Regions from separate parts of the Homo sapiens genome. Here all the other regions are linked to region 3. Evidence: chromatin contacts called from ENCODE Hi-C or POLR2A ChIA-PET data. All regions are on one chromosome and are shown on one strand. The core of a region is the stretch at or near the end of the contact, and the rest is flanking DNA. Distances in the headings are between cores, read along the strand shown.

Region 1 (4,264 bases), core at 1,015-3,514, 480 kb before region 3:
GGTCACATTGCTTCTTATCCTGAACACTTGACACCTTGAGGGTAGAATTTAGCGTTTGGTTTTTACCTCCTAGCATATGCTGTTTGGTATGTGAGGGTTTCAGTACAAATGCTGCTGTCTATTTCTGTGCACTTAACAATGGAACCCAAACAGAAGAGAATAAAGCCTTGATACCAAAATTGGGAAAGAACATGTGTCCATTTGGACCAAACGTTGTTGGTTTTTAAAAAATTTTATTTTGTTTTTTTGTTTTTGTTTTTGTTTTTTTTCATCTTAATATGTACCAGTGGCACTTAACCAAAAGATACAGTGATATAGCCATGTACTGTGGGTGGGACAGATACAGTCTCCTTGGCCTATAATGAAACCACTAGGACTTTATACAGTTTTCCTTAATTTGTTGACATATAAATGGTAAATTATATTTAGGCTTATCCTGTTTTGAAATGATGGTAGTCATCTTTCTTACTGCTACTTTCATGTTGCTTTCTAGAAAACAGCATTTCATTCCAAAATAACTAGGATCTGCATTTAGAACAAGAATCATTATTTGTCCTGACCTTTTCAGTCCTACAGAGACGCATCTGTGGTTCTTTTGTACTTGCCATAGATGTAACCTAAAAAGTTTTGGCATATTTAGGTCAGCCTAGCGGAACTTTTTTTTTCATTTAAATGGAGCTGAATAATGGAGATTTTGTGTCTGCAAAATTCCTGAGATCATTGAAAAAGTAACAAGCTGTTCCTTGTTTCTGATACATAAAATTATTTTAAGCATTTTATCAATCATTAAAATTTACTGCCAGTTGTGAGTGGCTTTTTAATTAACTTGTCTTTCATTGCACTTCACTCTGCCTGTTTTCAAGGGGAGTAAGATTGGTAACATTTGGGGAGACTGTATCTGTCTACTTAGCGTGGCTGTTTTGAGGGACTGTCCCATCAGTGAACAAACTGCATGGCCTTGGAGAGAGACTCTGGGCTCTTGGCTCAGATGTGTTCATCAAATACTCCTTTCAGAGCTGTTGTGGGTGTAAGTGACATGATGTGGCCAAAAATCCAAACTGTGCAGTTGCGTTGTGACAAACATGCAATGTGCTGTAAAAATTCAATACAGTTTAAATAAAATCTCTATATTAGTGCTGCTTTGTTGGGTCGTTTTATTTTCATTTCTAAAAAAACTTAATATTCACTTATTCTTTGACCATGAGAAGAGTAGAACATTGTACCCCTTTCTCCCAGCAATTTCCAATTTATTTATTTTGAGATGGAGTCTCCCTCTGTTCCCCAGGCTGGAGTGCAGTGGTGCGATCTCGGCTCACTGCAACCTCCGCCTTCTGGGTTCAAGCGATTCTCCTGCCTCAGCCTCCTGAACAGTTGGGACTACAGGTATGCTACCACGCTGGCTAATTTTTGTATTTTTAGTAGAGACAGGGTTTGACCATGTTGGCCAGGCTGGTCTCGAACTCCTGGGTTCAAGCAGTCCACCCAGCTCGGCCTCCCGAAGTGTTAGGATTACAGACATGAGCCACTGCGCCCGGCCAATTTCCGTTTTCAAATGAACCTCTCTTTTTGAATCAGCACAGCTCTTGTTACATTCTTATTTATTGATTGGCTAGGGATCGATTCTTATGGATACCGTAGAATTCTGTCCCATCTTTATTTCTCTTTAATGTCTAAAATGCCACCAGCTAGTTGGGCAGGCACACAAGATAGTACTTAGATTCTTGTGATTCCCTCCTCCTAGGGACCTCAGTTTTCATCTAACCTTGAGTAAATTGTCTTGAACAAATACTGACTTAAAAGAGTGTATCTTAAAAGATACAAAGGGCTACTATCTAAAAGGTGAGTTCGTTTACTCAAGATATTATACCTCCAGTAGCATCATTTTTGTTTGAGAGGTAAGCAGTTCCACTGTTAGCAAAGATTACAGACCAGACCCTTTGGTCCCCAGAACGACCAACTCTGCTGCCTAACGCACACTTTCTCTGCATTCCAAGTCTCCACTAGTTGGCTGGGCCGAAACACACGCCTCTTGGTATTCCACGGTGGATAACTGGGCTTCTCTCTTGTCAGGACTTAGAACACCCCGGCAGACAGCCTTCCCGGCCTGAAGTCTGGGAACGCCTGGGGAAGGGGCTCCTGCCCGGGTCCCGCAGGCGTCCGGCGGGCCGAGCTGGGGCACGCGGCCGCCGAGGGGGAGGTGCCCACGCCGCGTGGCGGGAACTCGAGGCCCCATTGGCCGCGCTGGGAGGCGCCGCGGGGCCTCGTGCGCCAACGGTCCCTGGTACGCGGCGGATGGGCGCCGGCAGGAGCGGGCAGGGCGAGGCGAAGGCCGGGGAGGGATCGAGAACGGTGTGGGAGAGCTAGGCTCGGGGGGCGAGGCCCCGGCCCGGCGGGGCGATGGAGGCGCTGCTCTCCACCCCCATCAACCCCAACAACTTCCCCGCCAAGCTGTGGCGCCTGGTGAACAGCCCGCGCTACCGCTCCATCCGCTGGGACGGCCGCGGCGAGGGGCTGCTTATCGATCAGCCGCTCTTCGAGGCCGAGCTGCTCAGCCCGCCCGGGCCGGGGGGCGGTGGCGGGACTGCGGGGGCCGGGGCCGAGCCCGAGCTCTTCAAAACCACCAGCTTCACCAGCTTCATCCGCCAGCTCAACCTCTACGGCTTCCGCAAGGTGGTGCTGGGCGGGCCGGGGGGCGGCAAACCGGCAGGCAATGGGCCGCTCCATCACTTCCACAACCCGCACTTCCGCCGCGACCAGCCACAGCTGCTCGTGCACCTCAAGCGCCTCACCAGCGCCAACAAGGCCAAGCTGGCGGCCGGCCTGGAGGTGCCCTGCCGCCCGCCCAACCGCTTCCAGCGGCTGCTCATCACCTCGGCCTCCGCCGCCACCGCGCCACTGCAGCACCAGCAGCCGCCGCCGCCCGCGGGGCCCCGGCCCGAGCCGCACGGTGAGTCCGGACTGCCCGTGCCCTCGCCCACAGTGGGCACATGGGCGGCGGGGAGCAACCGCCGCTGGAGGGCGCATTTTCGCACGTCCTCACGCTATGGGCGTCGGAAAGGCGCCGGGGACCCATTGGCCGCTGTGCTTCCCGAGACTGGCGGTCCCGCCACCGCCGCCGTTCTCAGCGGCACCAGCACGGTGGCCACCGGCCCTCCCCTGGAGGGTCCGTAAGCATTCGGCCCCTTCTGAGCCCACTGGCAGCAAAAGGGACCTCCGCCTCTTAGGCTCCCTTCTACTCGTCCCCGGTTTGAACCCCAGGAGTTTACCTGGTTGTAAGCCTCCGTTTACCTTCCTGAGACCCACACTGTCCACTGTAAACATGTGGACTCAGTAGTCCTTCGTTGAAACATTGGGTCTGGAAGAAACAAAAGGGGCTCCTTTGCTCCCGTGGGAAGCAGAGTGGAGTCACCCTACGGGTTAAGGCGGGATGGAACAAAATCGTAGTCAAGAGAATTTAGAACATTACGGTTGGGCGTGGTGGCTCACGCCTGTAATCCCAGCACTTTGGGAGGCCGAGGCGGGTGCATCACGAGGTTAGGAGTTTGAGACCGGCCTAACCAACAGGGTGAAACCTCGTCTCTACTAAAAATACAAAAATTAGCCAGGCATGGTGGTGCACGCCTGTAATCCCAGCTACTTAGGAGACTGAGGCAGGAGAATCGCTTGAACCCAGGAGGCAGAGGTTGCAGTAAGCCGAGATAGTGCCACTGCACTCCAGTCTGAGCAACAGAGCGAGACTCGGTCTCAAAAAAAAAAAAAAAAAAAAAAAGAGAGAACTTAGAACATTACAATAGCAGGCAAGGGAAAGTTTTGGAAAAGGTGCCTGCAGTGGAAATTTGTCCTTGAAGAGGGCTGCCACCTTCCACCTATTGGCACATCTAAGAAATCTTAGAAGTGCTACGACAATCATCAGATTTAAGGTTCTGGTTAATGTGTAGAATGGTAGACGTTGTTTATATACCTTAAGAGCAAAAATACAACGATACATCGTGGCTTACAAGATATAGTTCCTATGTAGAATGAATTGGCTACACATTTCTTTCATTGAAGCAAATTAGAGCTTGATGCTTCCTTAAAGGGGTATGATTAGACAAACATAAGGCAAAGATGGTTTTCTTTACAGCTGTCAAGTTTTAGTTAAAAAAGAATTTTAGAAAGCTCACATTTACAGCCTTTGGAGTTTTCACTATTGGCTACAATCTTTCAGTATTGAAAAAACTTTTTGGTATACATCTGTATTTAGTAAAAGTTAAGAAACCCTCTG
Region 2 (4,025 bases), core at 1,182-3,681, 410 kb before region 3:
GAAACCTACATTTTTGGAAAAGGATGAATGATCTTTGATAAATTTAATCAATCCAGAGGTGAAAGTAGATCCTGAAGGATGATCTATCTCATGTATAAGACTAGCTAGTAGATGTCATTGAGACTTAGGCATTTCATTACAATAGTGATGGCATCTTTATGACATCTCTAGGAAAATGTAGTAGTATATCAACCCTAGAGGGTAACTCCAAAACTTTGAAGCTGAAGAATAATTGCTCTTGCAATTCTGGTGATCTAAAACAGTGAACTAAGCTACATAGAGCTGTTTGGTTTGATCTTGAGTTTCTCCAAGTCTCCAGGTTCATGATGCATATCATCATCATTTCCAAATCTCAGAGTTTCCTCAAGAGAGGGCAACCACATTTGTAACTGTCTTCTTTCTGTCAATTAAGTGTGTGTATTAATTACTAGGGCTAGGTCTTTTCATTCCTTTGCACGTTTTAAGCAGGAATAGATGAGGCAAAGCCCATTTGTAGGTTATTTTTTAGTTTAACTATGTTAAATTAAACTATGTTGGTCAGGCTGGTCTCAAATTCCCGACCTCGTGATCCACCCACCTTGGTCAACCAAAGTGCTGGGATTATAGGCGTGAGTCACCACGCCTGGCCCAACAAAAATTTTTTTTAAATTTGCAGGGTGTTGGCCAGGCGCAGTGGCTCACGCCTGTAATCCCAGCACTTTGGGAGACCGAGGCGGGTGGATCACAAGGTCAGGAGATGGAGACCATCCTGGCTAACACGGTGAAACCCCGTCTCTACTAAAAATACAAAAAATTAGCTGGGCGTGGTGGCGGGCGCCTGTAATCCCAGCTACTCGGGAGGCTGAGGCAGGAGAATGGCATGAACCGGGAGGCGGAGCTTGCAGTGAGCCGAGATAGCGCCACTGCACTCCAGCCTGGGCAACAGAGCGGGACTCCGTCTCAAAAAAAAAAAAAAAAAAATTTGCAGGGTGTGGTGGGACGCACCTGTGATCCCAGCTACTCTGGAGGCTGAGGTGGGAGGCCATGAAGGTCAAGGCTGCAGTGAGCCATGATGGCACAACTGTGCTCCAGCGTGGGTAACACAAGACCCTGTCTCAAACAACAAAAATAAACAAAAAATTTATTTTCGAATTTGTCTTTGATCTAGGTTAGTTATTAGATCTGAAATTCTGAAACTACTGTCATAAACCTTATCTACAGGGGAAACAATGTTGAAGGTCAATAGGCTACTCATCCTTTTTGCTTTCAGAGGCATTATGTCATTTAATCTTTACAACAGACCTATCGTAATTATTATCATCAGCATTTTACAGATGATCAGAGATTCGTTTTTACATGAGGTAAGAAACACATAAAATTTACTATCATAACCATTTTTAAGTGTACAGTTCACTAGATTTAACTATATCCACATTGTTGTTCATTTGTATAATTTTGAAAGTTTATGGCAGCGGTTCAGAAATAAAATGTCTCACCACAGTCAAATATAATCTGGTAATTTGAAACTTCAAATGTTATAAATGTATTAGAAACTGTTGTATTATTTCTAATGGCAGGGTAGTAATAAGGATTATAGTTCATGAATGTGGTAATTAGCCAGAAATTCATTTTCTTTTTGCCTATGTTCTTCTCATTAATCATATTTTACCCTTTGGCTTGTATTTATGACATGGACTTATTTGGAGTCTTACATTGAAGGCATAGGTCTGATCCATAGTATTATTTCACCTCCCAAAGATTGAAAAGAAAATAACAGTTGGATTCCAGACATCTGACATCAACCTGATTTGAAAGTTCCATATAGGCACAGTTTAGACAGAGCTACTGAATTTAAATTAGTAAGAGCTGAAGAAAAGCTAAGCATAAAATGGACAGAGCCCTTCCCAGGGTAGCAGACATAAGCAGCAATAAATCAGTAAGTACTAAAACACAGGATCACTTTATTCTGGCTTTCTGCCATTTATAGACACTCAAACTTGGAATGAGCAGAAATCCTTTTGAACTTATATTTGCAAAACCTTGTGTCCATTCTTTTATCTTCCGGATTACCTTTATTTTTTTCTGTTTATTTCCTCATACCATCATCTATGCTCTGTTGGGTGCAGAGTCTGCTTAGATATCTTTGAGTGGCCCTGATTTGCATGTGGTAGCTTGCTTACCCAGAGAAAGGTACTCGGGATCGAATTGGATGCAGTTTAGCTGTGGCTCAGTAGAGGGAGTAGAGGAGCTGAGGGAGGGGGGAGAGCGAAAGAACGGGTCTGGTTAAGTAAGTGTTGTGTGTGAGCACCAGGAGGAGGGGGGCAGGGTGGGGAGTGGTTGCCTCTAGCAGCTCCACCCTCACTTTGTCAGCAGGTAGAGAGCGTGATTGCAGTCCCAGGGGAGGGAGTCAGAGCTAGAACACCAATTACAAACCACAGGCTTCCTGCTCTAGGGAGTTGATCCAGAATTGTCTTTCTGAAAGGAAGCACTCGGAATCCTTCCGAACTTTCCAAGTCCATCCATGATTCAGAGATACTGCCTTCTCTCTCTCTGGGATTTTATGTGTTTCTGATAGTGAATTGTTGATGTATTTGCTACTTTGCTTCTTTTCTCTTTCAAGACTTGATCATTTTATATGCTGTTTGGAGAAAAAAAGAACTTTTGTTAGCAAGGAGGTTTCAGAAATGATTTTGGATTTTCTGTAAGTGTTTAATTTAGTTCTAGGGGACAGCATCTCTCATCCCGGAGTAAATTTCTGCCTTTGACCTGCATGGATTATTTTTTCAGGCTGCGGAATTTCTCGGCACCTACCTGTAGTATGGGGCACTTGGTTTGGTTGCAGAGTAAGAAGGTGGAAGAATGAGCTGTACTTGGTTAAGCAGTTGAAACCTTTTTTGAGCAGGATCTGTAAAAGCATAATTGAATTTGTTTCACCCCCGTGGATTCCAGTGGGCCCGACAGCGCAACAGGTTTGCAGATTTCTTTTGAAATTCCTTTTTCCCCCCTCCCTCTGCCTCAGCAAAAGAAAAGAATCCATATAACAGGTTCATGTTCAATTGCTTGGCTTTTCAGCACTTATTCTGAAGACTTTATAATATTTTTAAACTTGACCTTGGAACACAGAGGGCTTTGTGGGTGAGGTGTATTTATATTTACTTAAGGGTGCACATTTTAAAAATCTTATTCTGTGTTTGTACAAAGACGCAAATTTTCATAGTGCCTAGAAATAGCACAGATCTATTCTACTCAAGATTATTTGTATTTTTTCAGGGTATTCTACCTAGAGCCTGTGGTTAATCGCCTCCCTGCTCCCCCTACCTTTTATTCCCTACCCCCTCAGGGAATTTGGATACATGTGAGGAATAGTCCTTTGTTTTTCTTATGAACCTAGAAAATTACAGATCATAAAATCTGGATATTAAAGTAGTTTCCAAAAGCATCTCATGGGAAATCAAAGTGCTCGGCATTTCCGAGCTGGAGAATAAAATCAAGAATCCTTAAGAGAGAAAAGAAAATGGAGATGGAAATATGAATTTTAACTGGGAAAAATAATTGGAAAGCTAACCTTTTCAAATACTCTAATTATGAAAGTTGGAAAAGGTTGTGATGCTCAGGATTATCCTGTAATGTGTGAAGATACATAAATTAGCACCTAATTTATAGGCAAATTTTGGTAAAACACAAAAAATTATGGTATGTCTAAGTTCATGAAAAGTATGTAAATGCAGTGGGCCTAGAAACCTGGCCACACTGAAATACAGTTTAATGTGGAAACTTTTCTAAATACATATTGTAGCATCTTTGGACATCAACGTGTGGCCTGAAATTTTTATTATTGTTCCCTCTTCTCCTCCATTAAAAAAAAAATCTCCTTGTGGTATTTAGTCATTTACCATTAACACATATTATGGCTTAAAAAGGGCCATCCCTTCCTTTTCTGAGCTGGAGTTCTTCACGCTCACCTTTGATGCATGGCCTTAGCTGTTTACTTTGCCTTGTTTTGTTCATGAACATTGGGTTTAGTGCCTGGCAACTTGATGCATATG
Region 3 (3,947 bases), core at 409-2,908:
GCTGGGATTACAGGAGTGAGCCACCACGCCCAGCCTCATCTAGTTTTCATGTTTTATGGTATCTCTGTAAGTTGCCTCACATCCTTGCGGAAAGGGACTACTGTAAATAAATAACATGAAGAAAATTATCCCTTAAATTCAGTGTGTAGATCTGTTATGGCAAATTTATGACTGCAGGGTTTGATTTTAATTTGTTGTTGTTTCCCCCTCCTTTTTTTTTTTTTTGGAGGAGTCTCACTCTGTAGCCCAGGCTGCAGTGCAATGGCGCCATCTCAGCTCACTGCAACCTCCGCCTCCAGGGTTCTAGCGATTCTCCTGCCTCAGCCTCCCGCGTAGAGTGGATTACAGGCGCCTGCCACCAAGCCCGGCTAATTTTTTGTTTTTTCAGTAGAGACGGGATTTCACCATGTTGGCCAGGCTGGTCTCGAATTCCTGACCTCAAGTGATCCAACCGCCTCGGCCTCCCAAAGTGCTGGCGTGAGCCACCGCGCCCAGCCTGATTTGAATTTTAATTCATTAGCGACGTTTAAAAATCCCAGGATTTCACATAAAAATCCAGATTTCAGACGTCGAAAAAAAATGTAAAATGTTATCTCCCAATGCCGCAGGCAAACAGGATCACAGTCCTGAATAGCAACCGCGGTATCTAGTGGTTACGGTTCTCACATCCATTTTGCTCCATTTTATTACCTGAGAGGACCGGTATTTTCAAAACCTGGTGTATCAGTAACTTTTAGGGAAAACTTTTGAAAAAAGGACTGCACACACGCACCCTTTCTTCCTTCTCGTTCTTTGAAAGGAAACAACAGAAACGATTCATTCTGCAGGCATTCTGCGCTAGTCCCACGGACAGGCGACTAACAAGAGATAAAAAGGTGTGGGTCCCATAGGCGGTACGGTGTTACCCCTTCTGGTTGGCGGGTACCACGTTGCCGGTCGGGATACGGACCCACTGCGACTAGCACTAGGAGTGCTGACCCGAGCTATGCAAAGTTCTGACGAGAAGGCGGAACGGTACTTAATGAAGAGGATTAAGGAATCTAAATCGGTTTCGCTAAATTAGACACATCTGTCTAAGCAGCCACGGTCTATTCGCAGCAGGGGCGGGAAGACAAACCAACGCCCCAGCTCTCCGTTCAATCACCCGCAACTCAGCTCTGGATTAGACGCACCCTACGAAGATACCCGGGTTTCCGGAGCAACCGCCCGGGCCGTCCCCCTTTGGCCCCGCCTCCGAGACTCTTTCCCGCCAAAGGCCGTTATCGCCGCAGAGCATGGTGGGACAACGCTTTAGGCTAGGTTTCACCAAGTGCTTTGAAGGCGCCGAGTTGCTTTCAAAGATCCTCATTCCTGGAGAAATCGACCATCCTTCAAGACCCGACCTGGATGACTAGCTCCTTTAACGAAAGTTCGTTATTTAACTTTTACCAAACGGCTGGTCACTCTGTTCGCAAACCACCCCAAGCTGGGAACGCGGGGGACTTTTTTACCCCCTTCGTGGGGAGGGTGACGTCGCGCGTGCGTGCGCGTGCGCTGAACGTAGCCCTCGCAGCACCCGTTGCGCTCCCGCGCGTGCGTGTTGGGATCGAATCGCTGTTTCCTTCCGCTTCTCTTCCTCTGTCTCCCCCCCATATCCGTGCGCCGAGCTGATAAAGGCGCCATTTTGGAGGGGCCGCGGGAGACGTGGTGCCGCTGCGGGCTCGCTCTGCCGTGCGCTAGGCTTGGTGGGAAGGCCTGTTCTCGAGTCCGCGCTTTTCGTCACCGCCATGTCGGGAGGTGGTGTGATTCGTGGCCCCGCAGGGAACAACGATTGCCGCATCTACGTGGGTAACTTACCTCCAGACATCCGAACCAAGGACATTGAGGACGTGTTCTACAAATACGGCGCTATCCGCGACATCGACCTCAAGAATCGCCGCGGGGGACCGCCCTTCGCCTTCGTTGAGTTCGAGGACCCGCGGTGAGGCGGCATGGGGCTTGCAGCCTTGAGGAAATAGGTCCGAGTAGTTGGGGAAGGCTCCAAGGCCTTAACATAGAGAACGGGGAAGCGGGGGCTCTTAGAGAGGTTGGGGCGAGACTGTATCGCCCATGCAGGAGTCGAGTAAGGAGCTGAGTTGATGTGGCTTCTCTGGCGCCTCGCCTTGGACGTCCCCGGAGCCCATTCGCAGGCTGGAGCGGGAAACTGAGGCGCTGAGGGCTGGTGTAGTGGTTGGGAGCCTGGCGTGTTTCTGGGTGGGGGAGGGGCCATTCCTATTATGCGGCGCATGTGGGCTCTTCCACGTTGGGTGCGCATGTGCGGGGGGTTTGCTGGTTCCCAACTGAGCGAGCTTCTCCTCCTGGTGTTTCTCATCCCTTTTACTTTCTGCGATCCCGCAGAGACGCGGAAGACGCGGTGTATGGTCGCGACGGCTATGATTACGATGGGTACCGTCTGCGGGTGGAGTTTCCTCGAAGCGGCCGTGGAACAGGCCGAGGCGGCGGCGGGGGTGGAGGTGGCGGAGCTCCCCGAGGTCGCTATGGCCCCCCATCCAGGCGGTCTGAAAACAGAGTGGTTGTCTCTGGTGAGTGTACTGGTTGTGTGGATTGATGTGAAGGGACGAAAACTACCTAAAATTTTTCTCTTGCGTGACAGGTTTAATAATTGCAAATTTTTCATGCTAGGTCTTAAATTGCTTTAGTTTTTGGGTGAATTTAATAAACGAGGATTGCTGCTGTGGTGATTTACCAAATTAGGTTGCGGTACTAGATACGAAGATCGTTACAAATAATTTTGGACTCTGGATTCCAGAATCTTACCAGCTCTCTTTACCTGGTATCACTTAAGTACACCTATTAAGTACTTTAAAGTACTCTTTGTCCTAATGTACCTTACCAGCTTAACGTGAAATTTAAGATAATTGGTACTAAGAAAAAAAAAATCACTTTTTCAGGACTGCCTCCAAGTGGAAGTTGGCAGGATTTAAAGGATCACATGCGTGAAGCAGGTGATGTATGTTATGCTGATGTTTACCGAGATGGCACTGGTGTCGTGGAGTTTGTACGGAAAGAAGATATGACCTATGCAGTTCGAAAACTGGATAACACTAAGTTTAGATCTCATGAGGTAGGTTATACACGTATTCTTTTCTTTGACCAGAATTGGATACAGTGGTCTTAACAGTGGAATTTCAAGGTAAGGATTCAGGCAAGGTTGTCCAAGTAAATTGCCAGATTTCTGGTTTTAGTTACATTGTATTCATTCAGCATGTCTGAAGATAGATGAAAGCTTAGATCTTTCAATGGAAAGTTCTGTCTATCCAATAGGGAGAAACTGCCTACATCCGGGTTAAAGTTGATGGGCCCAGAAGTCCAAGTTATGGAAGATCTCGATCTCGAAGCCGTAGTCGTAGCAGAAGCCGTAGCAGAAGCAACAGCAGGAGTCGCAGTTACTCCCCAAGGAGAAGCAGAGGATCACCACGCTATTCTCCCCGTCATAGCAGATCTCGCTCTCGTACATAAGATGATTGGTGACACTTTTTGTAGAACCCATGTTGTATACAGTTTTCCTTTATTCAGTACAATCTTTTCATTTTTTAATTCAAACTGTTTTGTTCAGAATGGGCTAAAGTGTTGAATTGCATTCTTGTAATATCCCCTTGCTCCTAACATCTACATTCCCTTCGTGTCTTTGATAAATTGTATTTTAAGTGATGTCATAGACAGGATTGTTTAAATTTAGTTAACTCCATACTCTTCAGACTGTGATATTGTGTAAATGTCTATCTGCCCTGGTTTGTGTGAACTGGGATGTTGGGGGTGTTTGTGGTTATCTTACCTGGGGAAGTTCTTATGTTTATCTTGCTTTTCATGTGTCTTTCTGTAGACATATCTGAAGAGATGGATTAAGAATGCTTTGGATTAAGGATTGTGGAGCACATTTCAATCATTTTAGGATTGTCAAAAGGAGG

The links. A loop is a pair of places that touch in the nucleus more often than their neighbours do. ChIA-PET counts read pairs that join two places held with the same protein, here RNA polymerase II (POLR2A). Pooled maps may share reads with other maps.
Region 1: a loop to region 3 is called in a map of CD8-positive, alpha-beta T cell, with 5 times the contacts of the local background. The contact joins the promoter of HSF5 here to the promoter of SRSF1 in region 3. A Hi-C loop is called at or near these places in 1 of 168 maps with a recorded cell type or tissue (CD8-positive, alpha-beta T cell) and 5 of 50 pooled maps. POLR2A ChIA-PET finds 5 or more read pairs at or near these places in 3 of 52 experiments (CD4-positive, alpha-beta T cell, IMR-90 and Panc1).
Region 2: a pooled map shows a loop between it and region 3 (5-fold over the local background). The contact joins the promoter of RNF43 here to the promoter of SRSF1 in region 3. A Hi-C loop is called at or near these places in 7 of 50 pooled maps. POLR2A ChIA-PET finds 5 or more read pairs at or near these places in 4 of 52 experiments (CD4-positive, alpha-beta T cell, MCF 10A, OCI-LY7 and 1 more).

The regions. Positions count from the first base shown.
Region 1 is chr17:58,486,408-58,490,671 of GRCh38, reverse strand. HSF5 (heat shock transcription factor 5) reads left to right here and starts at 2,264. Exons shown (of 6, transcript NM_001080439.3): 1 at 2,264-2,947. The coding sequence starts at 2,398. It overlaps MTMR4 (myotubularin related protein 4), which reads left to right. Exons shown (of 18, transcript NM_001378067.1): 18 at 1-1,135. RefSeq lists silencers at 2,553-2,602, 2,863-2,982.
Region 2 is chr17:58,415,940-58,419,964 of GRCh38, reverse strand. It overlaps RNF43 (ring finger protein 43), which reads left to right and starts at 2,431. Exons shown (of 10, transcript NM_017763.6): 1 at 2,431-2,948; 2 at 4,003-4,025.
Region 3 is chr17:58,004,957-58,008,903 of GRCh38, reverse strand. It overlaps SRSF1 (serine and arginine rich splicing factor 1), which reads left to right and starts at 1,658. Exons shown (of 4, transcript NM_006924.5): 1 at 1,658-1,960; 2 at 2,377-2,561; 3 at 2,931-3,103; 4 at 3,304-3,947. The coding sequence starts at 1,767. The coding sequence ends at 3,498. RefSeq lists enhancers at 1,307-1,356, 1,305-2,023, 2,147-2,196, 2,467-2,516, 2,848-3,947.